4 separate regions of the Homo sapiens genome follow, and all the other regions are linked to region 3. The links are chromatin contacts, found by Hi-C or POLR2A ChIA-PET in ENCODE. All regions are on one chromosome and are shown on one strand. The core of a region is the stretch at or near the end of the contact, and the rest is flanking DNA. Distances in the headings are between cores, read along the strand shown.

Region 1 (3,077 bases), core at 254-2,753, 190 kb before region 3:
TCTTTCATCCTAAATGCTCATGAAAGACATGTTGCTTCTGGTTCAAACTTGGGCCAATGACAATGCTTTTCATGTTTGTTGACCCAATAATCAGCCATTGCACTCAAAGACTTAGAGCGGATCAGTTTAAAAACAGCTATTACTGCATTTGAACTACAGCTCCCCTCCAGCCCTCTGTATGTCTGGGCTTGCTGCTGCCACAGGAAAGCTCCTAGTTCTACCCAGGGAGGGATTGTGTTTCTCAGCCTGTTTCAGCACCAACCCGTAAAAGCTGCTTATGTCAAATGTCAGTTAATTGCAAACTTACCCGTGAGGTTTAATTGACCTTATTCCACAACAAGTGTGGCCATATGAAATAAACCCAAAGATTCATGATCAGGCAGGTCTAAGTGTTGCATTTTGGAGAATGGCAAGGGGTCGTTTTTGGAAGGAGATGGAGCACCTCCTATGCTAATCTCATGAGATTAGCTTTAAACATCTTCAGTTTCCTCCAGTCAATAATTTGTTATGGAACTGTCATTTTACATTTAAACATTTTTTGAACCCTTTTATTTTTGCACCCTTTAGCGTTGGGATAAAAAATTCTTAAGTCATATCTCCTCCCCACTCCCACCACCGCCACACTGTTTTATATAATACTTCCTTTTACTATTTTACTGTTTTAAATTTATCTACCTTCCTGTCCACACCCCCCACCCCCGCCTCACCCTGTTGCTTCAGAAAAACTCATGATTTGTGGAGGAGTAAATGCTCACAACTATCTATTCTCTCAGCCCTACATCTCTCTCAACTTGCGTCTCTCTGGACAGAACAATTTTTATCTTTTTAGCAATTCTTATACCGCAGTTCCCCTTCACTGCCATAATTCTGGTGAACTCACTGTTTGAGATCAGTCTCCACTGTTCCCCATGGAGATCACCAAAGCCGATACTACCAGAAGCTCACATTTGAGCCCTGCAGAACATTGAGGAAAAGAGCATTTTGGGTTTGGTTTGATTTGTTTCAGCTATTTTTTCCCCTCTCTAGAAACATGGGTAGGTGGAGCTTACCAGGTGAGGTTGCTGACTTTCTTCTCTAGAGTCTGTAGAGTAGAGTATCTACACAATATTCCATTTGTGAAAATTTGCACAATAGACTAGATAAACAACGGATTACGGAGAAAACAGCCCTAATACTCAGACCCTAAAGCAGTGCTAGGTTAACAACAAGGTGCTTACTTGCTTGGGGTGCCAGCCAAAGTCAGAACAATGAGGCTTTCATGGACTTATCCAGAATTTTATAACTGATAAAAAGAAATCATTTTATGTTTTGTGGTTTAGTATTGCTTTAATCTGGGTTTATATATGGGAGGAGGCACCAAAATATTTCAGTGCTTGGGGACTTAGACTAAAAGCCACAAGGAGGAAGAGAAAAAGCAGGAAACAGGCTGCCCTTTGTCACGGACCTTGTCTTTCCTGGCACTCTTTGGCTCTGGTTTTCACAGACATGAGTCTGATGAGAATGCTGAGTGATTGGCTTCCAGTCTCAGCAGAGTGTATATGAGGAAAGAAAGCACTGGTTGCCTTTGCTACGTCTAGCCTATGTCTCCACCTCCCCCAGTGTATCCTAGTTAGCCCCTCCCCAAGCTTACCCCCTGGTCATTCTCACGGGGTCCTGTTTTTTACCCTAGGCCTCTTAGTGCTCTCTGTTCCCGCCAAAATATCTTTCAGATCCGTTAGTCATATTAAATTAGCAACAGCTCTTTACAAGTTAAAGGTCTTCTCCCTCCCACAGATAATGTCATACCAACACGGGTTAAAGTCTTAGCTAAAGAAGGAGTGTCTAACTTTGGATTCTCAGTCATAAACCAGTGGAAAGGACATCTGACTAGGGGGCAGGTGATCTCAGTGCATCTAAGCTCCCGCTGTATGGACTCGTGCTGCCTAACAGAGTAGCTACCAGTTGCATGGGACGATTACAATTTAATTAATTAAAATTACATAAAATAAAAAACTCACTACCTCAGTCACACTGGCCACGTTTGACCCACTCAATAACCACATGTGGCTGGTAGCTCCCACATCGGACAGCACAGATACTGATCATTTCTGGTCTCACAGGAAGCTCCCCATTGGATGGTGCAAATCTAAGTAATTTCCTTCTTGGCTTATGCAAAGGCAAGGCCCTCCCCAGTGCAGGGTTGCTCAGGCTTAGCACTATTGCCATCTTGGACTGGATTCTTCTTTGTTGGGGGTGGGGATGTCCTGTGCATTATAGGATGTTTAGAAGCCTCCCTGGTCTCTATCCCCTACATGCCAGTAACAGCCACCGCCCCCCCCACCCAGTTGTGGCAGTCAAAAAACATCTCGAGACATTGCTAAATGTCCCCTAGGGGACCCCTACACTGAAGTTGGCTGGAGCTCTGGGGATCAGGGAGGACATCTGCAAGCGTGCTTATGAGTTGTAAGCTCTAAGAGGGGAGGGACATTGCACAGGGCAGGTCAGGCACATTGTAAGTGCTCTTAAAACATTACAGTTGAGAAGAATTTCAGAGTAACATTTATAGCCAAGAAAGATATTCTTCCCCCAACTTGGGCATTCCCTTGATGTTAAATTGTCCTGTGCGTCAAAACCCTAAAGAACTGCAGGGAAGCCTATAACCCCAAAGGAAGGCAGAGAAAGGTCCTGGGGGACAGGTTGTGGGGTGAGTTAACTTATTCCAGCCAAGGTGAAGGAGTTGCCCCGGGCTTCACTCTGAGACTTGGAGCCTAGTGTGCTAAGCTCCCAGTTCCCAAAGTGACCATTCCCACGCTGAATGTCATTACTGCCTCATCAGCAGCTTGTCAGCTGTAATTTCTAATCCCAAGCCGGGTCTCTCTTCCCAGGACCAAAGTCATAAAGATGTTTGCCCTTGCACGGGTGTTTGACATGTGCTAGGCCATATTTGTGCATTTGTCTTAGGGCCCTCTTGAGGGCTTAGCACTTCTCTCTGACCCAGGCAAGACTTTATGTGCTGTGCATTCCTCCTGAACATGATGTCATGCTTGTGCCTCACCATGGAATTCTGCAGCCAGGCACTGGGGCTCAAGTCCAAAGAC
Region 2 (3,344 bases), core at 539-3,038, 250 kb before region 3:
GACCTCTAAGGCTCCACCTAACTGTGGCATTATCTGAGCAATCCAGCTGGTGGCTTAATTGCCAATCCATATCCTGTTTCTTCTTGGATGCCATAGACAGGTCTTAACTCCTCCACAAAGGAACCAGAAAGAGCAATTTCAAATCACTCCTGGTGTCTTTATTTTCCATATCTCAGATACAAATATGTATTCACCCGTATATGATATCAGTGTGTTTCTACATTTTTATGTGTCCTTTTATTTATTTTTTTTACAAATTATAATCAGATATAATTATAGGGTGCACAGTGATGTTATGGTGTATGTATACAACGAGGAATGTTGGAATCAAGCTAATTAACATATCCATCCCCTTAAATACTTATCATTTATTCCTCTTGTCTAACTTTCTACCCCTTTACCACCACCTCCCCATTCCCTGACCTCCAGCCTCTGGTATTTTTACATTATTTGGAGCAAAAATCATTTTACCATCATTTTGCTCTCTATTAGTTAAATTATTCTAGATTCCACATATGAGTGAGAGCAGGCAGTATTTGTCTTTCTGTGCCTGGCTTATTTCACTTAGCATAATGTCTTCCATATCCATCCCTGTTGTTGCAAATTATAGGATTTCTTTCTTTTTAAGGCTAAATTGTATTCCATTGTGTGTATATACCACATTTTCTTTATCCATTCGTTCACTGATGGACACAGGAAAATTTCCTATTTTAGCTATTATAAACAGTGCTGCAGTAAACATGGGAGTACAGATATCTCTTCAACATAATTTCAAGTCCTTAGGATATATATATCCCGAAGTGGAACTGCGGCATCTATATGGAATTTTTAAAAGATTTCATTGGCCGGGCGTGATGGCTCAAGCCTGTAGTCCCAGCACTTTGGGAAGCCAAGCCGGGTGGATCACGAGGTCAGGAGTTCAAGACCATCCTGGCTAATATGGTGAAACCCCATCTCTACTAAAAAATACAAAAAAATTAGCCGGGCATGGTGGCTTGCACCTGTAATCCCAGCTACTCGGGAGTCTGAGGCAGGAGAATCACTTGAACTGGGAGGCGGAGGTTGCAGTGAGCAGAGATCATGCCACTGCACTCCAGCCTGGCAACAGAGCAAGATTCTGCAAGATTCTGTCTCAAAAAAAAAAAAAAGAAAGAAAAAAAAAAAAAGAAAAGATTTCATTGGTTGGTAAGTAATGATACATAATACATACATATTTGGTAAATAACAAATACAACAAATATGTGTTGTCGTGTAGTCTTGAGGTCATTCAGATGATGTATGTTTTGTAAAGTCTTCGTGGGTTCTGGTATGGTGCATTATGACAGATCTCAAAATTGTGTTGCTAGAGCTCAAGATTAAAAAGGACATTTTAGAGAGTTTGTGGCCAAAACAAGGCTTGCCTATCATTACAGTCTCCCAGCAGTCTCATCTAAAGTCTAAAAAAGCTCATTCACAATCCACTCAGTGTCAACAGGTGAGGGCTACTAGCTGATACTAGAGTTATCAATACCGATGATAGGCACAGCAAATGGAACCGTGCAGCTCATTAGAAGATACTTACGAACCACTTAAACTTAAGAACTTGGCTTTAGTGAGTTAAAAATGCAGAGTATGCCCTGCAAAACCAGTTTCCACTTGAGCAAGAATTTGTTAGTTCTTATCACAGCCAACCATCTTCCGGAATTTGAATGGCCCTAAACCTAATTTGGCGTTTTGGACAGGACAATAGGTACTTGCGTGACATGGTTGGGGAATAACGCACAGCTGTTTCCCATTTAGGTCACTTTGATCTATGACTGAGCCAAATACCTGGGCCTGTCCCCAGCCAAACTACACCCCAGAGGAATGAAGGAAATAGAGCAGAATTTTAGGAGCAGGGATCTCAGTACTTTTTTAATCAAGTTTTTATTCATCAAATATTTGTTGGATGCTGTAGAAGTGTTCTCAAACATTCATGTCCGTAAGATTTGCCTAGGACAGTCCCACGACCAAGACAAACAGAATTTGCAGTTGAGTCACAGAGCCTGGGAATCTACATTTAACCAGCCTCATAGGTGATTCTGATAAGAGACCTCCATGGACTACTTTGTAAAATGTTTAGTTTGGTCTCCAGAATGAATAAACAACAGTTCCCTGCCCTCTGGAGCCTCAAAGTCCAGGGAATGGAGATACACTATTGTGACATTATGTGATTAATAGAGGGCCTGGTGACAGTGAAGGAGGAAAGGAAGACTCTGTCCAGGGGATACCAAGGGGTTGCCAGAAAGACAAGGAGAAAGGGCATTCTAGGCAGGGGAACAGCCTTTACATGCCATAACCATGAGAAATTATGGAATAGGAGGGGACCGAGAGCAGCCTCAATGTTTAATAAATTAGCAGACTCAGGTATTTCTTTATAGCAACACAAATGGACTGAGACAAATGGAAGTATGGGACGAGAAGGCTGGCCCCTGGTTTAAATGGGATGAACTTATCCAGAGAAAGCAGGAGCATGAACATGTGTGGGGCCCAAGGGTGAATCACAGTTTGATGTGATGGGAAGGTGAAGGGCACTGCAGAGGTGGACAAGGCAGGAGAGAATGTAAAGAGAAGAGTGGACTGCCATTCACCAGCACAGTCATTTCAATTCTATTTTGTAGGCAACAGGAAGTTGGCAAAAGTCTTTAAGCAGAAAGTGAACATGAGAAGATATGAAGTTTGTCTATGGAAGTATCTAATATTTTGAAGATGTTCATTCAATTAATATCTCCTGAGGACCTGGTGTATTGGCCCATTCAGGCTGCTATACCAAATAACTAGGACTGAGTAACTTACAAACAACAGAAAGTGATTGCTCCCAGTAGTGGAGGCTGGAAGTCTAAGATCAAGGCGCCAGCAGATTCAGTGTCTGCTGAGGTCCCTCTTCCTCATAGATAGTGCCTTCCAGCTGGGTCTGCATGTGGTGAGAGGAGCAAAAGACTCCTTCAGGCCTCTTTTATAAGGGGACTAATTCCATTCATCAGGACACTGTCCTCATCTCCTAATCACCTCTCAAATGCCCCACTTCCTAATAATAACACCTTAAGAATTAGGTTCCAACATATGAATTTTGGGGGGGACACAAAAATCTGAACCATAGCACCTACCGTGTTCCTAACAGTGTTCTATAGAGGCTAGAAGAGGACCTCACAGCTAGGAATTGTTGTAACAGTCTGAGCAATTAACGTCTAAACTAAGAAAGTGGCAAGGGACACACAGAGAGGGAACTGAATGCGTCAACAAGATTGGATTTGAGATTTAATTTAAAAAGACAACAACACAGAATATGGTGACTGGTTGGATTGAAGATGCAGTGGGGAAAAGAT
Region 3 (3,249 bases), core at 629-3,128:
TGAGGGAAAGCCAGTGCTACACCAATACTCTCTCATTAGTTTATCCAGCCAGGTATGCTCATATAAATTAGGGTTTCATCTTGTGTTTGCATTTGAATATGCGTTCATTTTCCTTTGTGCTGAATGACATACAGTGATTTGAATGCTTTAAGTATCTCCCCTTCTCTAAGCAACAAGGCAGAAGCCCAGGGTTTGCACTTATCACATCCATGGCCAAGAAATTGCACTTCAATTTCTTTACCCGTGAAGTAAGGATAAGACTTTTCCTTCCTTCCTTACCCCTCACAGAGCTGTGAAGTTCAATGAAGGCAGTATACGCGAAAGGAGTTTGCAAATGAGAGGTACTTCAACACAAAGCTTTACTATTTTAGGCCGGGCACAGTGGCTCACGCCTGTAATCCCAGCACTTTGCAAGGCCGAGGCAGGCAGATCACCTGAGGTCAGGAGTTCGAGACCAGCCTGGCCAATATGGTGAAACCTCATCTCTACTAAAAATACAAAAATTAGCCAGGAGTGGTGGCTCATGCCTATAGTCCCAGCTACTCTGGAGGCTGGGGCAGGAGAATCACTTGAACCTGGGAGGTGGAGGTTGCAGTGAGCCAGGATCACACCACTGTACTCCAGCCTGGGCACAGAACAAGACTCCGTCTCAAAACAAAATTAAAAAAAAAAAATAAACTTTATTATTTTCAAAACATCTCACCAAAGGTAGGGTTTCTCTGACTCCAACAAATAAATATGTGAGCCTTTGAATCAATCATCCTCTCCTCACTCATTTTCTGAAATGATTTGCTTTCTGGAGTTCTACACAGGGAGATAAAATTCAAATGCTATTTGGGAGCGCTCCTTTTCTCTCCAACTTCAAGCCTTCATCAGTAGGTGTCAGAGAGACTGTAAATATTGTCCCCTGACTTGGCTTTAGAGGGAGAAAAAAGATGCCCCTGTGTGGCCAGAACAATCCTGGTTTGTATCTGTTGTCCTGGCCCAATGATGTATAGTCCACTCTCCTCCCATTCACTCTCAAGTGCTCCAGTTTGATCAACAGCTTCTATGCTCGCCCCAGCCGCTTTAGGTAAAGAAGGCTAGGTAAAATGCCTATGACACAAAACAGGGTGCCACATAATTACCAAACAAATTTCCATCCAGTGACACCCTTCTAAAGGAGCACACCCCTGACCAGACCGGAATAGAAGGCGTCCTCACCTGCCAACTCTTGAAAACTGTCGCCACCTCGTGGTCACAAGCTGCTGTTCCAGCAGCACTGGACAGGATCCTTTGACCTTTGCAGAAGAGATGAAGGAGTGAAATGGACACAGAAGATGCAGAATTAGGGGGCTTGAAAAATATGTATCTCATTAACATACACTTTTGTGTTTGCTGATTAAAGAAAATCGCCACTTTCAGGAGATTCTCATTAGGCAGGAATAAGGCATCTTTTATATTTTACACTCTCAGATTCCAATAAAAAGATTGCAGGCTAAAATGTTATTTTGATATAAGTTCTACTTTATATTGAAATATTGTTTAATTAATTCAACATAGTGGGAATGGTGGCACTTAATTTAAAAAAATCCACCAACAAATGTTCAATTCTTGTCTGGGATCAGGCCACTGAGGGAAAGGAAGACTTCTCTGTGACAGTTTGTCTTTCCAGACAAACTCTTTGTCTGGAAAGGGGGCTGTGTTCAAAGAACACTTCCCTGAGAAAGTGATTTGTGTGCTGAAATTGAAAGAAGGACTGGAAGATAAGGAGAGAGAAGGCAAGTTTGTGAGTGAGGGGCACGGCCAGTGGAAGGATCCAGTGAGTAGGGTGGGGATGTCTGAGTGAGGACAGCATGTTTGCGCAACTGAACGATGACTCATGTGGCCATGAGCATGTAGAGTAAGAGGATGACGAGGCAGCAAATGAAGCCGTGCAGCATGTCACCGGCATGTCGAAGCTTTTCTACCTTTTTTCTAGGAGCAATGGGAACCTATTCACATGTTCTAAGCAAGAAGACAAATTTGAGTTGTGAAAAGCTCATTCTCGGTAACGATAAGAGAAAATACTAAAGATGGGCTGTAGTGATTTGAAACAGCCACTACTGCAGTGGCCCAAGTGAGCATTATCATGGTAGGGAATAACCGATATATGCTGGGCACACTTCTAGATGCTTTGTGTATTGACTCATTTAAGCCTTACAAAAGCCCTATGAGATAGGTACTACTATTAATACCCATTTTACAGATGAAAAAAGAGGCATACAGAAGTCTAATTTCACAGACCACAATTTATGTCTAATTTTATGACCACTACATTACCTGGCCTACAGACAGTAATAAGAAAATGGAAGAAAGTATATGGTTTCAAGAGCTACTTCAGAAGAAAAATCAACAAGACCTGATGATGTGCTGGATATAGGACATCAGAGAGTATCAAGAATGATACCCAGGCTGACGACTTAAGCCACTGGATAGGGACACTGGAGGAACACCAGGTTTGGAGAAAGTCATAAGCTTGACCTTGCAGATGCTGAGTTTAACCAGTGTTTAACTGACTGAGAAGGCAGTTGGCTCAAGAGATAGAAATATGGAGCCAGGCACAGTGGCTCCTGCCTGTAATCCCGGCACTTCGGGAGGCCAAGGTGGGTGGATCACCTGAGGTCAGGATTTCAAGACCAGCCTGGCCAACATGGTAAAACCCCATCTCTACTAAAAATACAAATATTAGCTGGGCGTGGTGGTGCAGCCTGTAGTCCCAGCTATTTGGGAGGCTGAGGCAGGAGAATTGCTTGAACCCGGGAGGCGGAGGTTGCAGTCAGCTGAGATTATGCCACCGTACTCCAGCCTGAACAAAAGAGCGAGACTGTCTCAAAAAAAAAAAAAAAAGAAGAAGAAGAAGAAGAAAGAAGGAGAGGGAGAAGATGAAGAAGAAGAAGAGGAGGAGGAGGAGGAAGAGGAAGAGGAAGAAGAAGAAGAAGAAGGTTTCTACACTTAAAAAGATGAATAAGGAGAAGGGAGGGGGACAGTGAAGTTACTGATTTCTTACTATATATTAATATGCTTGATGGGTATTTTAAAAATTAATCCTATGAGATAGATATTATCATTCCCATTTAGCAGACCAGGAAACAGGGAGGTTAAATAAATTTCCAACTGTCAAGTTATAGCATTTGGATGGGATCTCAGTTCTTCTGACTGAGATCCTAAGATCTGGATTGGCCATTTCCACTGGTCTTACGCGCACCTGGGATTATGCCCAAACTGTCC
Region 4 (3,067 bases), core at 349-2,848, 130 kb before region 3:
TCCAAGCACCCGCATTAGGGCCAAGAAATATGAAAATGTCATCTGTGAGCATGAATCAGGAGCAAGTGAACTTCTCATCTGCTGAAAGTCAGCAGGTGTGAGTATTCTGACAAACATCTGCAGTCCTGCAGCAATTCCTCATTTATTTGGCATCAACAGATCAGCTGGAAATATCATATTTTAAGTGAATCTTCCAGATAGCTCAAGTTCACCCTATTAAAGAATATCCTTAATGATGTAGCCTTTTAGGGTGAAGACAACTTTCCAAAAGGTATCTATTGCCTTTACTTCAATCAAGTATATTGACAATATTTCTATTTTTTAACTGGCTCAGAATAATGAGTATAATGTAATAATAAAAATAATAAGATGTCTGCAGACCTAGGGGTAGTTTGCCCAGACATTAAATGAACCCAGATCAGAACCTTTTTCCCCCTGCTTTTTTTTTTTAACTCTTTATCCTCCCTTTGTGTAGCTGTCAGCTGCTACTCTTTACTTACATCTCCCGACCTGTCCATCTGTAATCCCTGCCTTCTAGTAATTGCCGCTGTGGGCTAGGACAGTGGTTCTGAATGTTGGCAGCATGCTGAAATCTCCTGGGTCCCATCTCCAGAATTGTGTTTTCACTGGCCTAGGCAAGAGGACAGTTTGCAACTCCCCAGGTGACTGTGTTGAGTAGCCAAGGCTGAGAACCACTGAGATGGGAAATCCAGTATCTTATCTGTTAGAATTGTGCACAAAATAAGAGTTAATATGATCTGAGAGATTTTCCTACAAATAAGCTTTAGTGTATAAACCTTTGGCATGTATTTTGAGCTCTTCGAATCTGCAACTTTCTCATTCTTAGCTGTACCTCAGCAATGTGACCTCAAGCTAGGAGAGAGGTAGAAAGGACCAGTGGTTAAGTGTTTGGGGTCTAGAGCTCAATTACCTAGGTTCAAACCTCAACTCTGTGGCCTCGAGCAAGTATCTTAACCTTTTTGAACACCAGCCTCATCTATAAGTGTTGGAAGGACTCAGTGAGTCAGTGCACAGAGAGGGCTGGGGACAGGGTCTGGCACGTCACAACACTCAGCACAGTCAGCGTTACAGGCAGGGTCTGGCAGGGTACAGAATTCGCTTCAGATGAACAAGGAGGAGAGGCAGAGGTGCGAACTGGGAAAAGAGCGCAATTCAAGGCTACTGTGGTTCCCAGAGGCTGGCGAGTGAGAAGCTTGACTAGCCTGGACAGGAAGCGGGAGGGGAAGAAGATGTGTTATGAGATCCCAGGGAAAGCTGAGGCTGTGGAGAGAAGCAGGGAGGCAGCAGAGAGGAAGCACCCGACTCCCATTCTCCCTCCAGCCTCCGACCTCTTGCAGGAGCCTCCCTCCCGCTGGCTGGATCCAGTGAGAAGCCAGGGAGTGGAAAAGAAGTGGCCCTCAGGCTCAGCTTCTCAAGAGGCAAGGCAAGGCAAAGGAAGAAAGAGAATGAATCTGGGTGGGTGGGAGGCAGGCAAATGGAGAAGAACCAGCCGAGTTAGCTATTACTAATCATTCCGTAGCTGGGAAGTCACCAAAGAAAGTCCCTATTGCCCTAGAGTGGGTGAACGCTACACAACATCCGCTGTAGAATCAGAAAGAGAATTGCCCCTCAAGTTCCCACATGCTGGAAGAAATGTGCCTCCACCACAGACCTTTAGCACCAAACTGAGATGGTTCAACACTGCTATGGGCAAAAGTCCAATTTTTTAAGATGTCCTAGCCTCCTTGAGAATCTCAGGGCTGAGGGCAACGTGCCTCATCCCTGTGGACTAGTTCGCGCTGCTCTCTGAGCCTTTTCTCACCAGCTGGCCTCTGTCTCTTTTCCACCCCCTGCCCATGCCTGTCAGAACTCAGACCTCCTAGCTCACTTCCTTTGCTAATTGAAACACATTCCTGAGCCCCATTTGTAACATGCTTTGGAATTTCTTCCTCCACCACTTCCCCACCCCCAAACGCCACCTCTCTCTTCTCACTCATGAATGTTGACCTTTTGTCTAATAAAAGCTTCATTCTTCCAACCTCCCACTATTGACTTAAGTAGCCATTCTTGGCTGTGTTTACATTTGCTCTCCAAAACCATAGTCTCACTACCTATCAAGTACTCAGTGGTGTAAGTAGAGGCAGAAACCCTTTTCTTCCAGCAGCTTCCATTTTAAGTGTAAGGACAAGAGACATTGCTCAGAGTGGCTGGTGGCTTTCCCAGTGGATGTCTTTGCAGCGTGATAGTTCCGCCCCATGCTTTGCCACTGCACCATATTACAAATGAAAATTAGTCACTTCCAGATGCACCCCCCGGGCATCAGAGCCCTCTTGTACTGTGCTGGTACACTTGCTTCGCTGCCTTGGAAACTCTGCAGTGACTCTATTTTCATTTCCATCACTAGTTTGTTTGTTTGTTTGTTTGTTTGTTTCCAGATCCTGTAACCAAAGAGCTATTCCTTTGCCAGGATCTAATTGAACTATTCATCCTTGTTCCTCCATTATGTTCCTTCCAAATTCCTTTGAATCCCTCTTTCCCATCACATATGCATTATGCTATAATAATGGCCACTATTTGGCTCTGTTTTCCCTTGGAAGCCTGGCACATGTTACTACTGTGCTCTCCTGAGTAAAGAGAGAAGGTGGAACCAATCCTGTTCCCCTCTGGTACTCAGATGCCCTTCTGCAAAAGCATCAGAATCAGGGAACCAGGACCTCCAGAAAGAGCTGGGTTTGAAGTTAAAAAAAATCCTAATGAGGTTTGACTTGGCAGAATTTTAAGCACTGATTTGGGTTCAGGTGGGCCAAAAGCGTGAGTAGCAGCAACAGCAGCACCCTCTGTGTACCCACTCCCTGCAAACCCCTGTTCTAGGCCCTAGGAATTCCATCAATCCCTACCCTCAAGGAACTTACATTTTAGATAAGGAGAGAAGACTCAGCATGTGTGCGCGTGCGCACACACACGTGCACACACACATGCACGCACACACACACGTGCACAGGTGCACACACACGCATGCACACATACATGCACACACACACAGAGCCAATAATGCAGGCTAGCATAG

What was found. A loop is a pair of places that touch in the nucleus more often than their neighbours do. ChIA-PET counts read pairs that join two places held with the same protein, here RNA polymerase II (POLR2A). Pooled maps may share reads with other maps.
Region 1: a map of CD14-positive monocyte shows a loop between it and region 3 (2.0-fold over the local background). The contact joins two enhancer-like sites. A Hi-C loop is called at or near these places in 6 of 168 maps with a recorded cell type or tissue (CD14-positive monocyte, Caco-2, GM12878 and 2 more), 2 of 37 single-sample maps with no recorded cell type and 8 of 50 pooled maps. POLR2A ChIA-PET finds 5 or more read pairs at or near these places in 4 of 52 experiments (BJ, OCI-LY7, RWPE1 and 1 more).
Region 2: a map of PC-9 shows a loop between it and region 3 (14-fold over the local background). The contact joins two enhancer-like sites. A Hi-C loop is called at or near these places in 1 of 168 maps with a recorded cell type or tissue (PC-9), 6 of 37 single-sample maps with no recorded cell type and 9 of 50 pooled maps. POLR2A ChIA-PET finds 5 or more read pairs at or near these places in 1 of 52 experiments (GM12878).
Region 4: a loop to region 3 is called in a map with no recorded cell type, with 6 times the contacts of the local background. The contact joins two enhancer-like sites. A Hi-C loop is called at or near these places in 1 of 37 single-sample maps with no recorded cell type and 6 of 50 pooled maps. POLR2A ChIA-PET finds 5 or more read pairs at or near these places in 1 of 52 experiments (AG04450).

The regions. Positions count from the first base shown.
Region 1 is chr6:11,329,002-11,332,078 of GRCh38, reverse strand. All of the region lies in intron 5 of LOC105374925 (a long non-coding RNA gene), which reads right to left. It also overlaps a transcript of NEDD9 not described here. Among named protein-coding and RNA genes, the nearest start is that of NEDD9, 98 kb to the right of the region's middle. Within about 2 kb of position 1,503, at least 6 of the 41 ENCODE cell types and tissues checked have a DNase peak (open chromatin) inside an H3K27ac peak, as active enhancers do; they include CD14-positive monocyte, where a contact is called at or near this core.
Region 2 is chr6:11,388,540-11,391,883 of GRCh38, reverse strand. It overlaps LOC105374927 (a long non-coding RNA gene), which reads left to right. Exons shown (of 2, transcript XR_926477.3): 2 at 1-9. Among named protein-coding and RNA genes, the nearest start is that of TMEM170B, 150 kb to the left of the region's middle. Within about 2 kb of position 1,788, at least 8 of the 41 ENCODE cell types and tissues checked have a DNase peak (open chromatin) inside an H3K27ac peak, as active enhancers do.
Region 3 is chr6:11,142,525-11,145,773 of GRCh38, reverse strand. No RefSeq gene overlaps it. Among named protein-coding and RNA genes, the nearest start is that of ERVFRD-1, 32 kb to the right of the region's middle. RefSeq lists an enhancer at 1,300-1,349. Within about 2 kb of position 1,878, at least 4 of the 41 ENCODE cell types and tissues checked have a DNase peak (open chromatin) inside an H3K27ac peak, as active enhancers do; they include CD14-positive monocyte, where a contact is called at or near this core.
Region 4 is chr6:11,276,307-11,279,373 of GRCh38, reverse strand. It overlaps a transcript of NEDD9 not described here. Among named protein-coding and RNA genes, the nearest start is that of NEDD9, 45 kb to the right of the region's middle. RefSeq lists enhancers at 1,457-1,556, 1,567-1,616, 1,717-1,786 and a silencer at 1,684-1,978. Within about 2 kb of position 1,598, at least 15 of the 41 ENCODE cell types and tissues checked have a DNase peak (open chromatin) inside an H3K27ac peak, as active enhancers do.